Regions from separate parts of the Homo sapiens genome. Here regions 2 and 3 are each linked to region 1. A link is a loop called in an ENCODE intact Hi-C map of the cell type or tissue named here. Cell type or tissue: Caco-2. All regions are shown on one strand.

The links. Hi-C counts contacts between places; a loop is a spot of excess contacts. Peaks named below come from ENCODE experiments on the same cell type or tissue, not always from the same donor. Only the 100,000 strongest peaks of a DNase experiment are listed, where the experiment ranks them.
Region 2: a loop joins it to region 1, with 9 times the contacts of the local background. A loop is called at or near these places in 10 of 110 quality-filtered maps.
Region 3: a loop joins it to region 1, with 12 times the contacts of the local background. A loop is called at or near these places in 11 of 110 quality-filtered maps.

The regions. Positions count from the first base shown.
Region 1 is chr3:109,274,107-109,278,106 of GRCh38, reverse strand. No RefSeq gene overlaps it. Among named protein-coding and RNA genes, the nearest start is that of DPPA2, 40 kb to the left of the region's middle. In Caco-2, a CTCF peak has its summit at 2,214 (motif pointing left); a DNase peak (open chromatin) is centred at 2,206.
Region 2 is chr3:109,383,431-109,387,430 of GRCh38, reverse strand. No RefSeq gene overlaps it. Among named protein-coding and RNA genes, the nearest start is that of LINC01205, 25 kb to the left of the region's middle. In Caco-2, no CTCF peak of the experiment used is centred here; a DNase peak (open chromatin) is centred at 1,810.
Region 3 is chr3:109,396,905-109,400,904 of GRCh38, reverse strand. It overlaps the pseudogene RLIG1P2. Among named protein-coding and RNA genes, the nearest start is that of LINC01205, 11 kb to the left of the region's middle. In Caco-2, no CTCF peak of the experiment used is centred here; a DNase peak (open chromatin) is centred at 1,894.

The DNA.
Region 1 (4,000 bases):
AAAACTTTCTTGTTGATGGAATGACTTTGGGTTTTAGGTTCAGTCTTGTGGCTTCATAAATCACTAGAGACTTAATATCTGGATAAGGTTTCCTTTCAAGTGAAATTATTTAAATCACAACTGAACATTAAAATGTTCCATGACAAGAACTGGATTAAGTTTGAAAATGAGATACATATAATAAAAAAGATACACCGTTGTTAATAGCAACAAACACTCATAGTCCTTCATATACATTAACTCATTTGATAGTCACAACCACTCTATGAGACAGGTATTATTATAACTTCTATTTTACTGAAAAGGAAGAGGAAGCTCAGAAAAGTTAAGTAATTTACCCCAGGTCACCCAGCTATAAATGGCAGACCCACAATTCAAACACCCAGGCAACGTGGACCCGGAGTTATTTCTCTTAAACGCTATGCTACTATAAAGTGAGAATATCTGTGTGTGAGAGAAGTTGCTGAAATTAAGATACCTCTGCAACTTACGTGTGTACTATACAAAGGTAACATTGAGGCTATGGGCACGGCCCCATCTTTTGAGGAGAGACTTTCAGTAGTTACCCGTGAAACTGATTTAATTAGAAATCTGTTTTGTTAATGGCCCTGTCTGTGAAATCTCTGCCAATAAACACATTTGCATATGCCAGTTGAAATGCCATCTTACACTGTGTTAGGTGTAAGTTTCCAGTACTTACATTTAACTAGATGAAGCTGAATAATTATATGACTCCTACCGCTCCTCCACACTCGACATCAAATTAGCCCAAGTCTTCCCACTTCTCCCTTTAGTGCTCTAATTCAGGGCATGCAGACTTTTCTTGATAATTTGTTTTTGACACATCTAATTTATGTATTTGTCTTTTATATTAGTTTAGAAGACTATGGTAACTATAGTAGCTTTTTGTAATTCATTTGTCCCTTCTGTAGGGGAGTGTTTTAAGAATTATATTACACTGTTATAATACCATGCAGCCATTTAAAAAGATTAAAGTAGATATAGACAACTAACTACGAGTGCTATTGCTACAACTGTTACCATTACCTTGCTGCTGCTAACACCTCCGCCTCCAATACTATTATTGTTACTAACAGCAGACACTTGTATGGCCTTTGCCTTGAGTTAGGGGATGTTCTAAACACTTCATGCTTATTAATTAATAGCTATCTCTGCAAGGATATGCAAGAAATGATCATTGTGGTTCCTTTGGAAAGGAAATCTTGGGCAACTGAAGTCTGGCCTAGGAACTTGGTTTTCATCGTATCCCTTTATATTTGAAATGAGCACACACGTTGTATTGAATTTAATACTAAAATAATTTTAATGTAATAATTATTTTATTAATTTTAAAATAATATGACCATAAATGTTGAAGTAGGTAAATGGAAAATAAACAGCAAACAGTACATGAATACATGTGCACTGTGGCTGTAAATTTAACAGAAAAAAAATATCTTGGCTAATACTAAGAGACACACTTCAAGTCTCCCTTCAAGAAAAGATTCACTAGTTTTTATTTCCACCAACAGTGTACCAGCATCCCCTTCCTCCACATCCTCCCCAGCATATGTTATTTTTTTGTCTGTTTGATGATAGCCATTTCAACTGGGGTGAGATGATATCTAATTGTGGTTTTGATTTGCATTTTCCTGATTAGTGATGTTGAGTATTTTTAATCTACCTGTTGGCCATTTGTATGTCTTCTTTTGAGAAATGTCAGGTGTGGGGGATGAGGAGAGGTAGGTCAATGCGTATAAAAATACAGTTAGAAGGAATAAGTTATAGGTTTGATAGCATGGAAGGGTGACAATAGTTAACAATAATTTATTGTATATTGTGAAATAGCTGGAAGATTTGGAATGTTTCCGACACAAAGGAGTGATACACGTTTAAGGTGGTGGATATCTTAATTACCACCTTAATTTGATCATTCCGTAGTTCATACATACATCAAAATATCACATGTACCACATAAATATGTACAATTATTATATATCAATTTTTTAAAAGGAAGGAAGAAAGGACTGGCTGCCCAGCTCCCAGAAGTGGTGAGTTGATAGCCTCCAGCGAGATATTCAAACAAAGGTCCTTCTCTTTTCCAAAAGTCTGAGCTAGGTGGTGGAACAATGGCCTGCCCAGTCCCTTCCAGTGTGAAATTCCTTTAATCTTTGCTCCAGAACTCCGCACCGTGCTGGGGAGTTTGTCAGTTCCGCGTGGCAGTCTGACAGCTCCCCCTGCTGTTGTTATGTGCTTGCGTTTTCTTTTCTTTTCTCTTCTTTTCTTTTTTCTTTTCTCCTCTCTTCTTTTCTTTTTTGTTTCCTTTCCTTTTCTTTTTTTTTTCTTTTTCTTTTTTTTTTTCTTTTGAGACAGAGTCTCACTCTGTTGCTCAGGCTGGAGTGCAGCGGTGAAATCTCAACTCATAGCGGTGAAATCTCAACTCACTGCAACCTCCGCCTCCCGGGTTCAAGGGATTCTCCTGCCTCAGTCCCCCGAGTAGCTGGGACTACAGGCGTGCACCACCATGCTCGGCTAATTTTTGTATTTTTAGTAGAGACAGGGTTTCACCATGTTGGCCAGGCTGGTCTCGGACTCCTGTCCCCAAGTGATCAGCCCACCTTGGCCTCGCAAAGTGCTGGAATTACAGGCATGAGCCACCACACCCAGCCTCAATATTTTAAACATCACTGCATATTAGGTTATTATTTAATGTTTATGTTACTATGACTATGAAAATGCCATTTACAACACCACCATGTAGACAATTGTAGCTATTTTTCCTTTCTTACACAATTTTCTGCTTTTCCTGAAGTTAAATTTTTCTTCTTTTTCTTAATTGGCAACATTTCTATGCCCGTGGGGAGTCAGTATAAAATGATGGTTTCAGGAAAGTCTCTGTTGATACCTGTGGAAATGGAGAGAAAAATATGAAAATAAAAATAAAAAGTTTCTGCAGTCAGATTGCCTGGCTTTGAGCCCTGTGATGCTTCTTACTAGCTGTGTGATCTTGGGCTATCTAGTTAATCTGCTGTGCTTTTCTTTCCTTTTCTGTAAAATAGGTACAATAAATACATCTATTGCATAAGTTTCCTATGCAAAGTGTCTTAGAAGAGTATCTGCCTACATAATAGCACACCATAAATGTCAACCTCAAGCCTTCTGTCAGTTTGCCTGAGCCTCTAAATATGCTCACTCAACTGAGGGAGTCTGTCAATATGATCTTTGCAGAAGTATCTCCCAGAGTCTTCCAACGTGCCCCACACAGGAGTGTTTGTCCTCTCCTTTCTTTTTCTTTTCCTATCTTTTCTTTCTTTCTTTTTTTTTTTTTTTTTTGAGATAGGGTCTTGCTCTGTTGCCCAGCTGGGAGTAGAGTGGTAAGATCATGGTTCCCTGCAGCCTCGATCACCCGGGCTCAAGTAGTACCCCTGCCTCAGGCTCCCAAGTCGCTGGGACTACAGGCAAGCGCCACCATGCCCAGCTAACATTTTTTGTTTTTGTTTTTTTGTGCAGATGGGGTTTTGCCACATTGCCTAGGCTGGTCTTGAACTCCTGGCCTCAAGTGATCCTCCTGCCTTGGCCTCCCAAAGAGCTGGGATTACAGGCGTGAACCACTGTGCCCGGCCTTGCCCTCTCCTCTTATCCAGGATTTCTCTTTATCTTTATCTTCCCTTGCTCCTGGTTTTGATCCCCTGACTTTTGGTACTACATGTCTTCCTCTTTCTTGGTTCATAACTGTATTTTAATCAAGCATATCTATAGCTTTTTGGAAAAGAGCTTTCTGAGAAGTAATTTTTTTTTGAGAAATTGCATGTCTAAAATATCTGTATTCTATCCTCACACTGATTAATAATTTGGTTGGATATTGAATTCTGAAATAAAAATAATTTGTCTTCAGAATAATGAAGGCATTCTTTCATTGTGTTCTTGCTTCTATATTGCTGTGGAGAGGTCTAAAGGTGTTCTAATTACTGATCCTTAACTATGACTTCCTCTCTTTGAC
Region 2 (4,000 bases), 110 kb before region 1:
CTTCCCCCTCCCTGCTACTCTATTTATAGTTCCAAATGTTGCCAGGTGTCAGCAACAAAATTAAAGAGGGACCATTCGAGTCTCTCCAAGCTGTTGTTGTTATTTAGGGTTCATCTAATATGTTACATTAGCAAGCTGCAGTGCAGTTGCATTTATTCAAATATTCTGAACATTTTAAAGATGCCTAATGATTTACTGTTTTCCAAGCCCCAAACAAAGTCCTTCTCTATACTGTGTACATTTAAGCTGCTAAAACCTAAAGAGTTAAGCCTGAGGGAATTATGATCTAAGCTGAAACAGTTCACTAAAAGTGGCTGTGCAAGCTGGAGTGTACTCAACTTCATTTTGTGATAATGCATATAAGTAGCTATGTTTTTGTTTTTTTGAGACAGAGTTTCGCTCTTGTTGCCTAGACTAGAGTGCAACGGTGCAGTCTCAGCACACTGCAACCTCCGCCTCCCGGGTTCAAGCGATTCTCCTGCCTCAGCCTCCTGAGTAGCTGAGATTACACCCGCCACCACGCCCAGCCAATTTTTGTGTTTTTAGTAGAGACGGGGTTTCACCATGTCGGTCAGGCTGGTCTTGAACTCCTGACCTCAGGCAATCCGCCCACGTCGGCCTCCCAAAGTGCTGGGATTACAGGCATGAGCGCTATGTTTTAACACCAAAAAAATGGAGCACATGCTTAAGGTTTAAAGGCATTCCCATGGCTTTAAAAGTAGCTGTACATGTTTGTCAACAGGTTCAATTTATTCATCTAGAAAATGGGAATAGTTTTAATTAAGTGATAACTTATGGGGATGGGGGAGAGAATGCTTTCTCTATTACTCTTTCTATTGCTCTCGCTTAATTAGCTTTACACAAAAGGACGTGGTGGCTCACCTGTAATCCCAGCACTGTGGGAAGCCGAGGCGGGCGGATCACTTGAGCCCAGGAGTTCAAGAACAGCCTGGGCAACATGGCAAAAACCCTCTCTTTACCAAAAATATGAAAAAATTAACCGAGTGTGGTGGTGCACTTCTGTAGTCCAGCTACTCAGGGGGCTAGGATGGGAGAATCACCTGAGCCCGGGAAGCCAAGCCTGCAGTGAGCCGTGATCGCACCACTGCACTCCAGCCTGGGTGACAGAATAAGACCCTGTCTCAATAAAAAAGAAAGAAAGAAACCTAGAAACTCATAGCCTACCAAGTTTCATAGCCATGACTAGAAGTATGCAGGTGGGTGTATGAAGGGACAGGAGTCACAGAACACAGAGTCTGTTTGCTGTATTTCTCAGTAGAATCCATTATGAACAAGCCTATACTTTGACCAGTGGATGTGAGGCATGTAGCCAGGTACTGCCATCTCCTCCCAGTCCTGCCAGGCAGCAGAAATGAAAAGAAAGCCACAGTGAAAAAATAAATAAATAACCAAACCTCAAAAAAGTGACCACGAGTTTCCCAAATAATAAATGGTTATGAGGGCCTAATTATAATGAGGCAATTGACGTCTGAGACTTGAACTCACCAGGAAAGGTTTGAAAGTTAGCAGGGCATCTTTTGTAAGACCAAAAGATGGGGTTAGAGAGCGACATGAGAAAACTAAACTTCTCTTCTACTATTTGCTTTGAGCAATTCTATGTGTTTTAGAGTTAATTTTTATCAAAATCTTTGGAAGATAAATATTTTTATAGCGACTTAAAAGATGATAAAAATGCCTGGTGTGGTGGCTCTGGTCTATAATCCCAGCACTTTGGGAGGCCAAGGTTGGTGGATAGCTTGAGCTCAGGAGTTCAAGATTAGCCTGGACAACATAGTGAGACCTTATCTCTACAAAAACAAAGAATCAGCTGGGTGCAGTGGCATGAACCTGTAATCCCAGCTACTCAGGAGGCTGAGGTCAAGGGCTGAGGTCGGAAGGATCACTTGAGGCCTGGAGGTTGAGGCTGCAGTGAGCCGAGATCACACCACTGCACTCTAGCCTGGGCGACAAAGCAAAACACTGTCTCTCTCTCTCTCTCTCTCTCTCTCTCTCTCTCACACACACACACACACACACACACACACAGATGAAAATAAGGTGCACAGAAGCTCTGAACTTGGTGACATGCCAACATAAAGCTGACCCACCCCAGAACCGTAAATAATCATGATATGCAGGTGGAGTGGAGAATCAAACTCGAGTCTGTCTGGCTACCAAGCCCATGCTCTTTTCACTTTAATTTTTCAGTTTTTTTTTTAAATCACTATTCTAGGAGAAAAAAAATAGCCTGCATGGGCCGGGCGCAGTGGCTCACACTGGTAATCCCAGCACTTTGGGAGGCCGAGGCGGGTAGATCACGAGGTCAGAAGATCGAGACCATCCTGGCTAACACGGTGAAACTCCGTATCTACTAAAAATACAAAAAAATTAGCCGGGCATGGTGGCGGGCGCCTGTAGTCCCAGCTACTCGGGAGGCTGAGGCAGGAGAACGGCGTGAACCCGGGAGGCGGAGCTTGCAGTGAGCCGAGATCGCGCCACTGCACTCCAGCCTGGGCAACAGAGCGAGACTCCACCTCAAAAAAAAAATAGACAGCATGAATAATATTTTACATATGTTTAGTTATACTTAAATGTATTTCAGTTCTAAAAAAAAAAAACAATAGAAGAGCCGGGCGCAGTGGCTCACACCTGTAATCCCAGCACTTTGGGAGGCTGAGGCAGGCGGATCACCTAAGATTGGGAGTTTGAGACCAGCCTGACCAACATGGAGAAACCCCGTCTCTACTAAAAATACAAAATTAGCCAGGCATGGTGGCACATGCCTGTAATCCCAGCTATTAGGGAGACTGAGGCAGGAGAATCACTTGAACCTGGGAGGTGGAGGTTGCAGTGAGCCGAGATCACACCATTGCATTCCAGCCTGGGCAACAAGAGCAAGACTCCATCTCAAAAAAAAAAAAAAAAAATAGAAGTACTACTACAAAGGAGATATGACTAGACGTCTAGGAATGAAAGCAAATCAGAAGCCTTTGGAAATCAGAAGAGATTCACAAGGTCATTTTATGGCTTTCTACAAAAATTATCTATTAACCAAATTATCAGTTTCTTTTACAGCACACACACCCCATCACCACCACCACTGAAAGGGAATAGAAAGTAAATGCCCCAGGTTAGCTCAGGCTGGAGCATTCCCAGAGAGAACTATCACCAGTTACTCTAAATCATGCCTCAGGCTCTCACCACTTAACTAGCAACTTAATTATAAAATAAAATATAATATCTGTGATGTATTCCAGCACTCATCATGGCCCCTGGCCCCAACTTCTGCTCCAGGGCCCAAGTCCATTTGCACTAGCCCACTTCAGAATAGTTGAGGGCAAGGCTTGATTCCCAAATCTCGTTGTGTTGATCATTAGCATGAACATTAGTCTGTCTAAGGCCAGGCGTGGTGGCTCATGCTTGTAATCCCAGCACTTTGGGAGGCTGAGGAGGGCGGATCACGAGGTCAGGAGATCGAGACCATCCTGGCTAACACGGTGAAACCCCGTCTCCACTAAAAATGCAAAAAATTAGCCGGGTGCGGTGACGGGCACCTGTAGTCCCAGCTACTCAGGAGGCTGAGGCAGGAGAATGGCGTGAACCCGAGAGGCGGAGCTTGCAGTGAGTCAAGATCTTGCCCCTGCACTCCAGCCTGGGCGATACAGTGAGACCCCGTCTCAAAAAAAAAAACAAAAAACAAACCAAAAAAAACCCCATTAATCTGTCTAGCATCTAATGACATTTTAATTGCTCTAGCGTTAGCTAAGCTGGGACATTTACTCTCTATTCAATTTTTAGTGGCAGTGGTGGTAGGGTGTGTGCATATGTGTTTGCGGGTAGGATAGGGGAGCTATTGACAAAGGATGCTTCAAACTTAAAACTTTACGAAATTTCTGAAAGCCTTTCCCCGCCCCCTACCCAGAGACGGAGTCTTACTCTGTCGCCCAGGCTGGAGTGCAGTGACACCATCTTGGCTCACTGCAACCTCTACCTCCTGGAT
Region 3 (4,000 bases), 120 kb before region 1:
CAGCCTAGGCAACAAGAGCGAAATTTGGTCTCAAGAATAAGTTACATCGACCATCCCATATTTGGCCGGGGCAGCAGCTCACGCCTGTAATCCCAGCACTTTGACAGGCTAAGGTAGGCAGATCATCTGAGGTCAGGAGTTTGAGACCAGCCTGGCCAATATGGTGAAACCCCATCTCTACTAAAAATACAAAAATAACCAGGTGTGTTGGCAAGCACCTGTAATCTCAGCTACTCAGGAGGCTGAAGCAGGAGAATCGCTTGAACCCAGGAGGTAGAGGTTGCAGTGAGCCAAGATCACGCCACTGCACTCCAGCCTTCCAGCTGGGCAACAGAGCAAGACTCTGTCTCAAAAAAAAAAAAATTTCATATGTACTATAAATTGCAAAGTAAATCTTTGCCAGTGCTTTTACTTCTTTCCAGACTCTTCTGGGCCACTGAAATTCTCTTTGCTATGTGCTTTTTAAGCTTCCTGATAAGAGGGTTTTATTTTTTAACAGTGCCTATCCTGACACACACTTAGCTTTCACAGTGAAAAACTAAATCTAATATCTCTGTTTTGATCAATCCAGCTTCAGTTATTAATACCTTATAACTAAATGATCTGACAAAGACAGCAGGAGAGAAAAAGGTTTCAACCCATTTTCTAGGGACACTCAATTGATCCCTGAGTTCTTTTGTGTTTAAAATGGCATCAGTGAAGTTATCTTTGACCAAGATTTTCCTCCTCATTTCTCCAGAGAAGTCAAACATAAAATCTGGTCTAGATAATCAATATGGAGGAAAAAGCAGAACCATTAAAATTCACTTAACAAAGTTAAGAGTACACAGGAGTCGTTCATCTAAAATATGTGTGACTCTAGTTTCTGCTCTCCAGGAGTTAATCGGGGCCTGTGCCTCAAATCTACTTTTTACAGCGAAATTCCCTGGGGTCCTTTTAAAAAATATGGATTTCTAAGTTTTACTCTTAAAGGTTTTTGTTCAGGAGGTTTTTCTGTACATGCCAAGAATCTGAATTTTGTTTTCAGTGTATGCCATGACATGATATTCATGACACATGGAAAAATTTAAAAAGCAAGTAGGGGGAAAATATGTATACTGTGGGCCAGGCCCAGTGGCTCACGCCTGTAATCCCAGCACTTTGGGAGGCCAAGGTGGACGGATCACGAGGTCAGGAGATCGAGACCATCCTGGCCAACATGGTGAAACCCCCGTCTCTACTAAAAATACAAAAAAACTACCTGGGTGTGGTGGCGCATGCCTGTAATCCCAACTATTTGGGAGGCTGAGGCAGGAGAATCACTTGAACCTGGGAGGCAGAGATTGCCGTGAGCCAAGATCGGGCCACTGCACTCCAGCCTGGGCGACAGGGCAAGACTCCGTCTCAAAAAAAAAAAAAAAAAATATATATATACACACACACACACACACACACACACACAAATATTTAAGGTAACTTTATTTATAATAGTCCACACCAGAAGTTAATCCAATGTCCATCTACATTTGGGTGGAAAAATAAATATTAGTTACTTTGGATGACAGTATTTACTGAAAACACACCTCATATTACCTTCTGGGCTGCTGCATATATTCAGATAATTTTAACCGAATTGTGGTTAAAAGGTGTTTTCATATGTAAAAGTTCATGGAGCACTTAAGATTGGTACACTTTATTGTGTATATTATATGACAATAAAAAATTTTTAAATGAACCAAAAAATATGATCGTGTGTGTGTGTGTGTGTGTGTGTGTGTGTGTGTGTGTGTGCGCGCCCTATTCTGGACTCTTTTGTGTTCCTTAGTAAAACTGGAGCCTGCCAGCTTGTAGCAAGAGAGAAGTAGCAAGAGGATTCTCCCTGACCACATCCAGTTCTTACCTCTAGGTGGAATTAGAGGACCAGCTACAACCCAAATCCTCCCTGGGCACATCCAGACATCAAGCTTTCCTTCCTACCTAGCCTCACCCTCCTGCCACTGGTGATCAAGAGAAGAAAAGCAGAAAGAGTGGGAAGCAGTCACTAATTCCAGCACTGGCCCAGGTACAAATGTTTACCCAGAAAATAAAAGCTTTAAAGGATCCCATAGAGTCACTGCTTATATTAATTATGTTATACAATAACAATAGAGTAATTTCAACCACCTCTCATCTGTCTCTACTCTAGGCCTGATAATACCCCTTTCGGGGAACGTCTGACCTAAAAGTGTAGAGTGGAGGCAAAAAGTAAGGAAGATCCACCCCTTTAATGCTTCCATTATATGTTCCCTATACTCAATCTATCAAAGGTCACATTCCTTTATTAGTGGAACAGGAGTGTTCTACACATAGCACAGTCTTCCCAATACTTGTTTCTGCTTTCTCCCAGTCTTTTGTAATTTTTTTTGGGATGAGGTCTCACTGTGTTGCCCAGGCTGGAGTGCAGTGGCATGATCTCAGCTCACTATAACCTCCACCTTCCCGGCTCAAGCCATCTTCCAGCCTCAGCCTCCCAAGTAGCTGCAACCACAGGCAACGCACCAACATGCCCAGCTAATTTTTGTATTTTTGGGAGAGATGGGGTTTCACCATGTTGCTCAGGCTTGTCTTAAACTCCTGAACTCAAACGATTCACCGCACCCAGCCATCTTTTGTAGTTTTTAACAGACGTATTCTTTTTTCTGTTTTGCAGATTGTCTTCTCTTTTTTTTTTTTAATAATAAAACTAATTCTGGCCAGGTGAGGTGGCTCGCCCCTGTAATCCCATCACTTTGGGAGGCCAAAGCAGGAGGATCACTTGAGTCCAGGAGTTCAAGACCAGACTAGGCAACACACTGAGACCCTGTCTCTACAAAAAAATTTAAAAATTAAAAACATTAGCCAGGCATGGTGGCATGATCCTATAGTCCCAGCTACTCAAGAGGCTGAGGTGAGAGGATCATTTAAGCCTGGGAAGTCGAGGTTGCAGTGAGCTGTGATTACACCACTACACTCCAGCGTGGGTGACCCTGTCTCCAAAAAATAAATAAATAAAACTAATTTTAATTGCACTTGCATTTTATATGTCAAGTATTACATCTTTAAGCCTACTAAATTTCTGATTAAAAAAATTGTTAAACAGTATCAAAAGCATAGTCATATTTGTTAAGTTTCATATTGGTAATTACTGGTTCTGAATTCATGTAAACATCTGCAATTGGCCAGTGTAAACAAAGAGGATAGACGATGGTAATGGACCTTAATTAAACAGCCATCACTGCAATCCCATACTATTCCTTTCACTTTACCTACTCTGCAGCTTTCAAACCAGGACAACAGATCATTGTGCTTCAACATAGGCAGGTTTCTTTTTTTGAGTCGGTGTCTCGCTCTGTCACCCAGGCTGTGGTGCAGTGGTGCGACTCTGCTCTCTGCAGCCTCTGCCTCCTGGGCTCAAGCGATTCTCCTGGCTCAGCCTCCTGAGTAGCTGGGATTACAGGCGCCTGCCACCACGCTCAGCTAATTTTTGTATTTTTAGTAGAGAAGGGGTTTCACCACATTGGCCGGGCTGGTCTCGAACTCCTGACCTCAGGTGATCCGCCGACCTCAGCCTCCCAAAGTGCTGGGATTACTGGCATGAGCCACCACGCTCGGCCCAATATAGGCAGGTTTCTTATTTGAAATGGTCCGTGTAGTATAACATATTGTGGATGCTTCTTCCTTCCTAACCCATATGGGTTTCCATTGATATTTGTTCCTATAAGCTGCAATGTTTGTTCCAAGAAATCTGATAATGGCACGGCACTAATTTCCAAAAGCCTAGGATCCTCAGGATGATGCTTTAGTACCAGATCAATTGCAAATTCATAATTAACCACAGAGGAATGCCAGTAATGCTATTTGTTATTTTTCTCTACTGGTGCCCCACCAGGAATGTGTCCATGTTTCGTCATGGACCAGATTCCTATTTAATTTTTCTGTTTCCTTTGCTGCTAGCCAACACTCTGGAGTAGCTTTGAAGTACTCCTCAACATTCCAAGAAAAT